Linked DNA regions of Mus musculus: region 2 is linked to region 1. The links are chromatin contacts, found by Hi-C or POLR2A ChIA-PET in ENCODE. All regions are on one chromosome and are shown on one strand. The core of a region is the stretch at or near the end of the contact, and the rest is flanking DNA. Distances in the headings are between cores, read along the strand shown. Region 1 holds the start of Hgh1 (HGH1 homolog). Region 2 holds the start of Commd5 (COMM domain containing 5).

Region 1 (6,486 bases), core at 3,754-6,253:
GGGCATGCTTGTGGAGGCCAAAAATTGCTGTCAAAGTGTTTATTGTTCTGCACCCTATTTTTATTAGTCCTTGGTTTTATAAAACATCTCTCTACATAGTCATTGCTGGGGCTCGCTATGTAGACCAGGCTAGTCTCTAACTCACAGGGATCCACTTGTCCCTGCCTCCTAGGAGCTGGGATTAAAGGCATGTGCCACCGTCCCAGGGCCTATTTTGATGCTTCAGTTGTTTGAGTGTTTTCCTTTATGTATGTACCAAGTGGGTCTCAGCAGAATATTCTCTGCAGTTGGTATACCAATGATTGAAACAGGTGGCATTTGAGGAAAAGGAGCCAGGTAAGGGCTTATGCTTCCCTCTTTCCTTCATTCTCCAGGTCTGTAGATGAAAGCTGTTTCTTTTGTTTGTTTTGTTGCTTTTGTTTTGGTTTGCAGTCTGCTGGTTTTTTTGTTTTGGTTTGGTTTTGGTTTTTTGTTTTGTTTTGTTTTGATTTTGGGGTTTTTTTGTTGTTGTTGTTGTTGTTTGGTTGGTTTGGTTTGGATTTTTCGAGATAGGCTTTCTTTGTGTAGCCTTGGCTGTACTGGACTTGCTTTGTTGACCAGGTTGGCCTGGAACTTACAGAGATCCGCCTGGCAGGATAGGTCATCTGTCCTGATTACTTTTGGTTTGGTTTGGTTTGGTTTTTGTTGTTGTTGTTGTTTGTTTTGTTTTGTTTTGTTTTGGTTGTTGTTGTTGTTGTTGTTGTTGTTGTTGTTGTTGTTTTCGTCAATTTGATACAAGCTAGAGTAATCTGAGAAGAGGGATCCTCAATTGAAAAACTGCCTACCAGACTGGCCTATGGACAAGCCTATTCTTCTTGATAATGACTGATGTGGAAGGGCCAGCCCACTGTGGGTGGAGCAAGCCCTTAGGAGCTAGCCAGTTAGCAGCATCTCTTCAAGGCCTCTGCTTCTGCTCCTGACTTCAGATACCCGCTCTGAGTTTCTCTTCTGACTTCCCTCGGTAGCCTGTGACCTGAAAAGTGTAAATAAAAGTTGTTTTTGGTTACAGTGTTTTTTCACGCCAAGAAACCTTAACCAAGACATCTGAAGGCCAGTAAAATTCTGTCCTTCAAAAGGGTAGTAATGAGGCTGGAGAGATGGCTCAGTGGTTAAGAGCACTGATTGCTCTTCCAGAGGTCCTGAGTTCAATTCCCAGCAGCCACATGGTGGCTCACAACCATCTATAATGGGATCTGATGCCCTCTTCTGGTGTGTCTGAAGACAGCTACAGTGTACTCATATAAATAAAAATGAATAAATAATATTTTTTTAAAAAGAAAAGAAGCCGGGCGTGGTGGCGCACGCCTTTAATCCCAGCACTCAGGAGGCAGAGGCAGGTGGATCCCTGAGTTCGAGGCCAGCCTGGTCTACAAAGTGAGTTCCAGGACAGCCAGGGCTATACAGAGAAACCCTGTCTCGAAAAACCAAAAAAATAAAAAAAATAAAAAAATAAAAAGAAAAGAAAAAGGGGGGTAGTCACTACATTTCTGCCTTGATCCTGATGGGTACTGGTGAGCTGGAAAGTTATTGTTACCTTGTATGTTAGAATTGTACGTGGTCACCCATTTCAGATCACTTATTCGTGCAAATAATATCACTTCTATCATGAATTGCCCAAGCAAGCAGCCATAGCATGGGCAAAATTTCTGTTTCCTGTTGCCAAGATAAAAACACCCCAACAAACCCAGTGGTGTTGGTGCATGCCTTTAATTCTAGTACTTGGGAAACTGTGTTTAAAGCCAGCCTGGTCTACAGAGTGAGTTCCTGGACAGTCAGGGCTACACAGAGAACCCATCTCAAAAACCAACCAAACATACAAAAGCCAAAAAGCCAGGTGTGGTGTCATGCTCCTAATCCAACACTTGGCAGGAAGATCTTGAGTTTGAGGCCAGCGTAGTCTACAAATTGAGTTCTAGGACAGCCGGGGTCACACAAAACAACCAAAAGCAACTTAAATTGCTTTTGTCTTAGTTGTGAGGACTTGACTCACAATTCCAGGTTGCAATCCATCATTGTGGGGAAGTCAAGGCAGCAGAAACCTGGAGCAGCTTGTTATGGTCAAGGAACCACTGTACAAACTGTAGACACTCTGGTCTCAGTTTATTTTATTCTTTTTACATGTACATGGTAGTTCTACAGATAGTTGTGAGCCTTCATGTGGTTGTTGGGAATTGAATTTTAGGACCTCTGCTGTTCAGGTCAAGCCTGCTTGCTCCGGTTGGCTCTGCTCACTCCAGTCAACTCCACTCACTCAGTCCCTGACTCCCTCCAGCTCAAAGATTTATTATTATACTTAAGTACAATGTAGTTCTCTCCAGACTCGCCAGAAGAGGGCGTCAGATCTCTATGGGTGATTGTTGGGATTTGAACTCAGGACCTTCGGAAGAGCAGTTAGTGCTCTTAACCGCTGAGCCATCTTGCCAGCCCCTGGTCTCACTTTATTTTTTTTTAAAGATTTATTTATTATATATATTTGAATATATATATATATTATTATTTATTATATGTAAGTACACTGTAGCTGTCTTCAGACACTCCAGAAGAGGGCGTCAGATCTTGTTACAGATGGTTGTGAGCCACCATGTGGTTGCTGGGATTTGAACTCCAGACCTTCGGAAGAGCAGTCAGGTGCTCTTACCCACTGAGCCATCTCACCAGCCCCTGGTCTCACTTTATTAAAGGAATAGTTTAGTGAGTGCACAGCCAGGACTGATGAATCAGGCACACAGCCTAGATTCGGGGAGCTAAGACTGTAACCCCAAATATTTCCCAGGGCCAGTTTATAAAGGCAAAACCCACAATGAGCTCATATGCAGGTGTAGAAAGTACTGTAGCGTGACTGGTTTTTACTCAAGCTACTTTGACAGTTTAGACATCAGTTCAAACTGATCTTTAATTTGGTCATAAGTGGATTTTTTAAAATTTTATTTAATGTATGAGTATCTGATGTACACCTGTGTGCCAGAAGAGGGTCCAAGTTCTCATTATAGACAGTTGTGAGCCACCATGTGGTTGCTGGGAATTGAACTTAGGACCTTTGGACAAGCAACCAGTGCTTTTAACTGCTGAGCCATCTCTCCAGCCCTGTTGTGGAGTTTTTTTTTTGTTGTTTGTTTTTGTTTTTTTAAAGATTTATTTATTTATTTATTTATTATATGTAAGTACACTGTAGCTGTCCTCAGACACCCCAGAAGAGGGAGTCAGATCTCATTACGGATGGTTGTGAGCCACCATGTGGTTGCTGGGATTTGAACTCCTAACCTTCGGAAGAGCAGTTGGGTGCTCTTACCCATTGAGCCATCTCACCAGCCCTGTTGTGGAGTTTCTTAAGAAGAAACCTTATAACAAAATATGTGGTCAACTTGATCCTGCTCTGAGTCAAACTATTTTCTGTACCAGGAATATAATATGAAGTGGTTGGCAGGCATGGGACAAAATGGCTCCAGCTGTGCTTGGGGAATAGTCCTCAACACAGCTAGTCACATTCCACTCACAGAAGACAGCAATGATTCCTACATGTCAGTATGCTTGCTTTTTCCACACTTATAAAACCCCTTTCCTATAGGGAATGGTAACAATCACAGTGGGGGCAACGTCTTTCCACTAATTAAGCCCCCACAGATGTGCCCATAGGCCAACTTAATTTAAAGTCACTGAGCTTCCCTTTCTAGGTGACTATTTTGTGTCAAGTTAACAAAGTTAACTTTGTTTAAGAGAAAAATCTTTTGAGACCAGCTCATTTTATAGCTCAGGCTGGCCTCAAACTTACACTGACCTTCCTGCCTCAGCCTCCTCAGTTGTGAGATTAGACAGTGACACGTTTATAAAAAGATAAGGAGCCGGGCAGTGGTGGCGCACGCCTTTGGTCCTACCACTTGGGAGGCAGAGGCAGGTGGATTTCTGAGTTTGAGGCCAGCCTGGTCTACAGAGTGAGTTCCAGGACAGCCAGCACTGTCTCCAAAACAAAACAAAACAGAGGCAAGGGAGCCTTTTCTTAGAAACTCACTAGCTGCTGTCAACAGCTGGGAAATCTGGACAGTTGGCCCTACACAGACCTAACCACTTTGCCATTGTAGCCGGAAGGATCCCAGTCAGTATCTAAGGTTGCATAGGATCTGGAACCGTGGCGGTTCCTGGCTATCTCCTACAAAAACCTGACAAGGACCAGCCCTGGAAAAACCCCTAACTCAAGATTTCTAATTTGAGAGAGCAAGGACCCCAGGCAGCTAATTGCTAATACAGGCACAAGAAGCACCAAATGGGATACTTTCCCAGAACAGATCCTAGTACTGAAATTATCTTCTGCTAGGGATTACGTAGCTAAGAAGGCCAGTGTCCTCCCATCTGTGCTAACAAATGTGCCGGTGGAAGGTAATATGGAGCCACTGAGAAGCAAAGAAACGCAGCGAGGTATGGAAGACAGAAACCGAACAGTGCTCTAAAGAGCTGGCAGGGGCGTCTGTCACCAGGTGCCCCCAAACCTGCAAACTATAGATTCATTTATTAGTTCCCTTTGCCCAAGCCTGCTTGACTCAGACTTCTGTCACTGAAGAGGACCTAACAAATGCACTAGAAAAAAAAATTTAGCCCCTCTGCAAAGTCAGAGACTGATCCAAAGCTGCCTTTTCATCGCAGAGTCCTGCACCCTCCGGTTCCTGGATGTCTGAAACCAGGTTTAAAAGGTGGCAGCAAACACTCTGGACACCAGGATCACCGGCTGCCGAGCTTCGCTTCAAATTATGCGTGCTGGTCGCGTGGTTCTGACTCCTGGCAAAGCAAACACGCAATAGGCAGCCGGAAAAGTCCTTGCAAGGATCTGGTGGTGGTGGTGATGATGATGGGAAGGGGGGGAGGGTGCATCTGCACCAGCTTAAGGGGTGCCTAATACTGTGGCCCACAATGCCTCGCGCTGAAACCGGCCCCGCCCCCTTCAGCCAGGTTCTCAGCCTCGGAAGGGTTTTAACGACTTCCGCTTTTCCGGCGGTGGCCCCGGCACGAGAAGTGACTGAGACTGCTGGCGGCATGCGGGGACCGGGAGTAGGTTCGGGGTTCTCTGGTGAGCGAGGGTTGCTAGAGCAGGAGGCTGGCGCGGACACGGAGGCGGTGGAACTGCTGCCCTTCCTGGTGCTCGGAGCGCGAGCCGACCTGCAGGCGGCCGCGGCGCAGCACGTGCTGGCGCTGACTGGTGCGGGCTCGGGCCGCACGCTGTTGGCCGGACAGCCAGAGTTGTTGCGGGCCTTGGTCGACCTTGCGGTGGCCCCGGCCCCAGCTCCTTCCCGCGATGCCTCCCGCGCGCTCGTGAACTTGGCTGCTGATCCCAATGTGCACTGGCAGCTGCTGGCGGCTGACCCGGAGCTGCCCGCCCGCCTGCTGCGCTGCGTGTTGGACCCTCAGTGGCCCTGGGCTGAAGAGGCGGCTGCAGTGCTGGCCAACCTGAGTCGCGAGCCGGCTCCGTGTGCTGCGTTAATGGAGAAGCTGATGGCCGCTGAGCCGGAGCGGTTGGGTCTGGAGCGACTTGTCAACGCGCTGTGCACGCCGAGCTACAACGCGGCCGCACCCCTGCATTACCTGGGGCCGCTGCTCTCCAACCTTAGCCAGCAGGCGGAGGTGCGTGCTTTTCTCCTGGACCCAGACAGGTGAAACCCAGTCGCCTGCGCGGGCGGGAAGGTGGGGAAGTGGAAGTGAACAAGGACAGCAGTGAATATCTTCTTTCAACAGGTGCGTGGTCCAACGGCTGCTGCCTCTTACCCAGTACACAGATTCTTCGGTGCGCAGGGGCGGGGTGGTGGGAACACTTCGGAATTGCTGTTTTGAGCATCGTGAGTGACAAGGAGGGGGTGGTGCCATTGCCAAGGTGGGGATTGGACCCTAGGGAACCCAACGGACCATTATTCTGATCTCCTTCCTTGTCCGCACCTCCAGGACATCACAAGTGGTTACTTGGGGCCCAAGTCGACATTCTCCCCTTTTTGCTACTGCCCTTGGCTGGGCCTGAAGAGTTTTCCGAGGAAGAAATGGACCGTGAGTGACTTGGGTGGTTGCCTCAGGGCTGTCTGGTGCTAGAGGGAAGACTACAAGAGGGAGATGGAGAGGTGTGCAGGTCTGGAGTCCCTCAGTCCGGCAGCCTTTAAGGAGGGGGTCGTTACAGACACACACAAGGCTCACCCAGGCAGAGCAGGGCTTGGGTGTTCAGCACAGGGACCAATAGTCTCCCACCCTCACTCCTAGAGCTGCCTGTTGACCTGCAGTACTTGTCACCAGACAAGCAACGGGAGCCGGACGCTGACATCCGGAAGATGCTCATCGAAGCCGTCATGCTGGTGAGCAGGGGCCTGGGGTGTTAGTGCCTCTCCACAAGTCCGTATTGGCATCCGAGTAACCTTTTTCCATCTTCCTAGCTGACAGCCACGGCACCTGGTCGGAAGCAGGTACGGGACCAGGGTGCCT
Region 2 (6,214 bases), core at 333-2,832, 530 kb after region 1:
AAATACCACCAGCCGCCGGGCGTGGTGGCGCATGCCTTTAATCCCAGCACTCGGGAGGCAGAGGCAAGTGGATCTCTGAGTTCCAGGACAGCCTGGTCTACAAAGTGAGTTCTAGGACAGCCAGGGCTACACACAGAAACCCTGTCTCGGAAAAACAAACAAACAAACAAAATGCCACCAGCCATGGTGACCTCTGTCTCCACATGCACACATATGCACATGCATTTACACATACATGTGTACCCACACACACGTGAGCACACACAGAAATGCACATCCCCTTCGCTAAAAAAAAAAAAAGATCCCCAAACAAAAGGCTTTTATGAACATATATTAGATATAGGTTGAATTTTGTTCTTCAAAAGATATCCTGGAGTCCTAAGATCTCCGGAACCTGAGAGTAAATGAGACACTATTTGGAACAATGGTCCTGGTAAGTGAAGTCATGAGAATGCTTACAGGAAAGTCGAAATCCCACCTAAAGATGGAGGCAGTGAGCCAGGAAGTGGTGGCATGGCACATGCCTTTAATTCCAGCATTCAGGAGCAGAAGCAGTCTGTCTGGAGACAGAGATTAGAGTGATATATCCAAGCTAAGGAATGTCAAGGATGTTTGGCTGCAAGCTAATGTTGCAAGGGGCTCAAGAACATGGTCCTATCAACACTTAGAGCTTCTGGAACCATTATATTTCTGCTATATCACGAAATTAATTTTGGCTGCTTAGGAAGTGTGTGTGTGTGTGTGTGTGTGTCTGTGTGTGTTATTTATTTAAGATGGAATCTCTGTGTAGCCCTGACTGGCCTAGAACTCACAGAGATCTCTTTGCCTCTGCCTCCCAAGTGTTGGAATTAAAGGTGTACACCATAACGCCCAACTTCCTCCAATCTCTGATGAAGCAACACACCAAGTTCTTCAGGTTGACCTTGAACTCACTCTGGAGCCCAGATTAGCCCTGCCTTGGGTTTGCGATCATCCTGTCCCAGGCTCTTCCGATCACTCGCTTATATCACCAGGGCTGGGTCATTAGCCATTCATACCATCCTTGATAAAACGTCCAGACTTTGCCGGCAAAATTAATCACCTACCCCAAAAGCTTCTTGGGGCTATAATGCATATACCACACAAATTTACCCCCCCCCCCCACTTCTGCGGGGAATTCTGTTTGGTTTATTGAAATTGTTTGGGTTTGTTTGTTTGTTTGTTTGAGACAGGGTATGTAGCGCTGCCTGTGCTGGAACTCTGTGTAGACCCGACTGACCTTGAACTGTTTCTGCCTCCTAGTGCTCGGATTAAAAGACGTGGGCCGCCGCCTAGACCATCTAAGTATTTTAAAATATGCAATTCGTTGGCATCAACCACAATAATTCTTACGTCTGTTCTTCACATGGGGCTGCACAGGCCAGCAGAATCCATGCATCCCACACGGAAGCTAACTGAACTTTCCTCTCGCTTCCCAAAACACTGTTAGAAGGCAAGCGACCGGGCGGCGCATGCGCTCGGCTCCCGGGACCACAGAGAGCCACGGTCGCGCTTTCCTAGAGCGGCCCGGAAGTGTCTAAGTGGCACTTCCTGAGACTCGGCCAAGTTTCAGCTGCTGCCAGCCACAGCCAGCTCCTGCGGATAGCTTCCTCCAGGTGCAGAGGGCGTTCAAGGCTTAGTTTGTATTTGTAATGTGTGATTTAGGTCTTCCAGAGCTATGATGAGGATTCAGGGTTTGGGGGGGTCCTCGTTCCCTATTTATGTAGGATTTTGGTGCGCGCTTCAGTTTCTTGGTTCTTTTCCCTGCCAACTGTTAAATCTCCGGGACGCCTCCCTTCTGCTAGACTCAGGCGGGCTCCTTTGCCGCAAGGTCTCAGGGCCACCTCCAAAGCATGCATCCTATTTGCTATCTATCCTTGGTAGACAGGCGGGTGGGAGCCCCTCATCCACCCCCAGTTTTTAGTACATGAAGCTCCCGAGTAGGAAGTCACTTGTCTCTCCTTCACCTCTCCAGGCTACTGTGGTTAGTACCTTCTCTCCGGCCTGGTCAAGAAAGGGAAAGGAAGGATGTCTGCGTTGGGGGCTGCGGCTCCATACTTACACCATCCAACTGACAGTCACAGCGGCCGGGTCAGTTTCCTGGGTTCCCAGCCCTCTGCAGAAGTGACGGCAGTGGCCCAGCTCTTGAAGGACTTAGACAGGAGCACCTTCAGAAAGTTGTTGAAACTCGTAGTCGGGGCCCTCCATGGGAAAGACTGCAGAGAGGCCGTGCAGCACCTTGGTGCCAGCGCCAACCTGTCAGAGGAGCGTCTGGCCGTCCTGCTGGCGGGCACACACACCCTGCTCCAGCAGGCTCTCCGGCTGCCCCCTGCCAGTCTGAAACCAGATGCCTTCCAGGACGAACTCCAGGAACTTGGCATTCCCCAAGATATGATTGGAGATCTGGCCAGTTTGGCATTTGGGAGTCAACGCCCTCTTCTCGACTCTGTAGCCCAGCAGCAGGGATCCTCGCTGCCTCGTGTGTCGAATTTCCGGTGGCGGGTGGATGTGGCCATCTCAACCAGTGCTCAGTCCCGCTCCCTGCAACCGAGTGTTCTCATGCAGCTGAAGCTCACAGATGGATCGGCACACCGCTTCGAGGTGCCCATAGCCAAATTCCAGGAGCTGCGCTACAGCGTGGCGTTGGTCCTTAAGGAGATGGCAGAGCTGGAGAGAAAGTGTGAGCGCAAACTGCAGGACTGAACCCTGGTACTGTGGGGTGCTGAAGCTGGTACCAGAACCCAGCCGCACTGGTGATGAGGATGTAAGAACATATTTTAAGTGAAAAGACAGCTGGGACTTTTGGGTTTTGTTTTACAAGTAAACAGCTGGGCTGAGGCTGGAGAATGTGAAATGTAAGGCCGGCCTGGCTGGGTTTTACGTAGTGAGGCTCAGTTTCGAATTAAAGAGGTAAAGCAACTATTAAAAACATGTTATTCTATTAGGGAATTAAACCTACCTGTCCCTTCCCCAGCTGTGCTCCTGGATGAGACGATGTGCAGAGCTAAGTCCAGATGAAGATCTCTTACAACATACAACATGGTTGCTCAGCATGGCTGAACTCTGCCCATTTGCTTTCCTAAGTCCTGTGCTTTGCTGCGGACGTGTTTATTCTTTTGCCCTAAATTCCTGCTTTCCTGAAGCTGACATCCTAGTGGAAAGATCAGAGGGGGTGGGGGGAAGACATTACAAATACTAAATATGCATTAAATAATGTTTGGTATATATAACATTAAATACATATTTTAAATATTAAGACATGAGAACAGGGCCGGAGGATTGATTGAGCAGTGAAGAGCACTTGCCCTTGCAAAGAGGACTTGGGTTCAAGTCCCAGCATTCACGTGGTGGCTCACAACCTTCTGTAACTTCAGTTGTGGGGGAAGGGCAGGGGGGACCCAACACCAAGACATCCAACACAGGCACATATGTGGTACTCAAACATACATGCAAGCAAACTACTCATACTCAGAAAGTTGTAAATCTAAAACAAACAATAAAACTATGAGTACAGCTTGTGACAATTGAATAGAGCCAGGTCAGATGAGGAGAAGGTTGGTCACAGGAGTACTCTGCAGACGGATCAAGTGGTGTGTCGGCTGCTAGTGAAGCCATGCAGCGTTAGTGGATTAAAACCTTTGAATGTGTCCGAGGCACCTGTCCAGTACTTTACCTCCCACTCCATGGGGAGTTTGGAACCACTGGGCATGTCAAGAGTGTCTTTGGGAGCTGGGGAGTTGAGTCTGTGGTTAAGAGCCCTTGTTGCTTTTGCAGAAGACCTGGGTTTGATTCCCAGCAGCCACGTAACAGCTCATAGCTGTTTGTAACTCCATTTTCAAGGGCTCCAATCACTTCTTTTGTCATTCCTGGGCACCAGGCATATACTTGGTGCAGTTGTACAGGCCAAACACCCAGACTCATAAAATAAATCTTAAAAAAAAAAATTGCCTGATGGTGGGGGTGCTCCTCTTTAATGGCAGCACTCAAAAGAGACAGATGGATCTCTGAGTTTGAGTTCCTCCTGATCTAGAGTGAGTTCCAGGACAGCCAGGTTTACACAGAGAAACCCTGTCTATAAATAAATATATAAGGTGTCTTTTTTCAGGGCTGGAGAGATGGCTGAGCAGTTAAGAGCACTGACTGCTCTTTACCTAGAGGTTCTGAGTTCAATTCCCAGCAACCACATGGTAGCTCACAACCATCTGCAATGAGATCGGATGCCCTCCTCTGGTGTGGCTGAAGATCATATAAAATAAACAACAATTTTTTTTTTTAAAGATGTCTTTGTTTCTGAAAGGACAACCCAGTGGCAGATGCCTATATAGGAAGAGTGTGACAGGGCTGAAAACTTGCACATACATTTACAGACTCTCACAAAACTGTCCTGTGGGCCGGTTGGCTGAGATATACCCTAGTGCTGGCAGGGCCCTATGCCCTGCACGGTTCACAAGACAAAGCACTAGCAGGCATCCTCCCACAGACTTTTCTGTATAGGCATCTTTCATTCTGGTTCTCTTCTGGGCTGACTCAACTCCTTACCCTGCCCCTGGGTGGCTTGATTTACCACTCTGCAAGTCCTGGAACCCTGCCACCCAAAGCTCCACTACCCTTCTGGAATACCCTGTGCACCAGCATCCTGTGGAACTTGAGCCATGACGATAACTCGGTGTTCTTTCCTCGTTTGTTTGTTTGTTTTTTCGAGACAGGGTTTCTCTGTACAACCCTGGCTGTCCTGGAACTCACTCCGTAGACCAGGCTAGCCTCGAACTCAGAAATCCACCTGCCTCTGCCTCCCAAGCCCTGGGATTAAAGGCATGTGCCACCACGTCTGGCCTGTCCCTTCTTCTTTTCAGTGTGTCAGATCACCAACCCATGTCCCTTCCTCCTCAATATGTCAATTTTAGCCTCTGCCATGTAAAATCTCCCAGTTCTGACAAACCTCTCTTACCAATTGGGACCCTGACCCTCAGTTACCTCCCTCTCAGTCTACACGTTTATGCCATTGACTACTTAGGTTTCACTCAGATGAAGAACCTCTGTTTGGGGGGCTCTGTGCCACTTTATCGCCCTGCATCGCTGCGTTCCTTCCCCGCTTTAGCTCTCCAGGGTCATTGCCCCCACCCTCTTTCCAATTGCTGAGGCCACTAACTTTTGGCTTCTTTGCCAGACATCTTGAGAACTCCGCAGGTGACCTTCTTAAATCCCAATCATTATCTTCTTGTTCTTCTTCACCTCCTTCCTCCCCTCCACCCCCAACCCCCTACCCCAGACTGGGTTTTCTTTGTAGCCCTAGCTTGTTCTGGAACTTGTTTTCTAGCCCAGGCTGTCCTGGAACTCCGCCTGACCCAGTCAAATTTCAATCTTCTAGTTCGGCAAAGCACTAGGTTTCCAGTGTCTGCACATCCAATCTCCTCCGTCTGGGCCCAGCTCGGAAGCTCAAGATTCTGCGTGGCGTTGCCCTGGACAAATCCTTCCACCTCTTGAAGCCTCCTCTCTCCCGCCCTTCCTCCGTAAGACTCTTGAGTCGGTTTCTTCAGAGTCTGCCTCTCCCCAGGACGACAAGTTTCAGCAATTGCCTTGGTTCAGCAATTTGGTAGACACACAGGACACCTGCATGTGACTACAAGACCCGACAGGCATTGCGCTGGGGAAGGGGCGGAGTTATGGCCCCGCCCCGGAAGATAAGGCTGCGTTGACCCGTCTATTTCCTCTTTCGGCCTTGCTTGCCGGCAGGTAAGTTGTGCTCTGTCCGCTGCGGGTTTTGAAATTATCCACCGCCATCCGCCGCCGTTAACTACTTGGCGGTCTGTCATGCGGCCTGGCCCACTCGTCCAGGATCAGAAGGGAGGGATGGCGTTGCTTTCGGCCTTGGGGGCTGGCAGGAGGCTGGGGATTTTTTTGGACGCTGAACTCGAACCATTTCCAGACTCGCCGCCATGGGCCGTGTGATCCGAGGGCAGAGGAAAGGCGCGGGTTCTGTTTTCCGTGCGCACGTGAAGCACCGTAAGGGCGCCGCGCGCCTACGTGCTGTGGACTTCGCGGAGCGACACGGCTACATTAAAGGCATCGTAAAGGTAGGAGGGCACCGGCGGGAGTTAAGCAGGCGGGGAACCGGGCGTCTCGAGCAGGCCTTAGAATACAATACACCACCCTGACCCGTAGGACATCATTCATGACCCTGGCCGCGGCGCTCCCC

Evidence for each region. Hi-C counts contacts between places; a loop is a spot of excess contacts on that map. ChIA-PET counts read pairs that join two places held with the same protein, here RNA polymerase II (POLR2A).
Region 2: a map of T-helper 17 cell shows a loop between it and region 1 (2.3-fold over the local background). The contact joins the promoter of Commd5 here to the promoter of Hgh1 in region 1. A Hi-C loop is called at or near these places in 1 of 37 maps with a recorded cell type or tissue (T-helper 17 cell). POLR2A ChIA-PET finds 5 or more read pairs at or near these places in 1 of 5 experiments (embryonic stem cell).

Annotation. Positions count from the first base shown.
Region 1 is chr15:76,363,895-76,370,380 of GRCm38, forward strand. Hgh1 (HGH1 homolog) reads left to right here and starts at 5,004. Exons shown (of 6, transcript NM_021555.2): 1 at 5,004-5,675; 2 at 5,758-5,858; 3 at 5,962-6,060; 4 at 6,268-6,359; 5 at 6,438-6,486. The coding sequence starts at 5,062. Gm35339 (predicted gene, 35339) reads left to right here. Exons shown (of 24, transcript NM_001378250.1): 24 at 1-1,047.
Region 2 is chr15:76,898,359-76,904,572 of GRCm38, forward strand. Commd5 (COMM domain containing 5) reads left to right here and starts at 1,583. Exons shown (of 2, transcript NM_025536.2): 1 at 1,583-1,634; 2 at 1,994-2,939. The coding sequence starts at 2,047. The coding sequence ends at 2,721. Rpl8 (ribosomal protein L8) reads left to right here and starts at 5,713. Exons shown (of 6, transcript NM_012053.2): 1 at 5,713-5,751; 2 at 5,945-6,092; 3 at 6,181-6,214. The coding sequence starts at 5,955.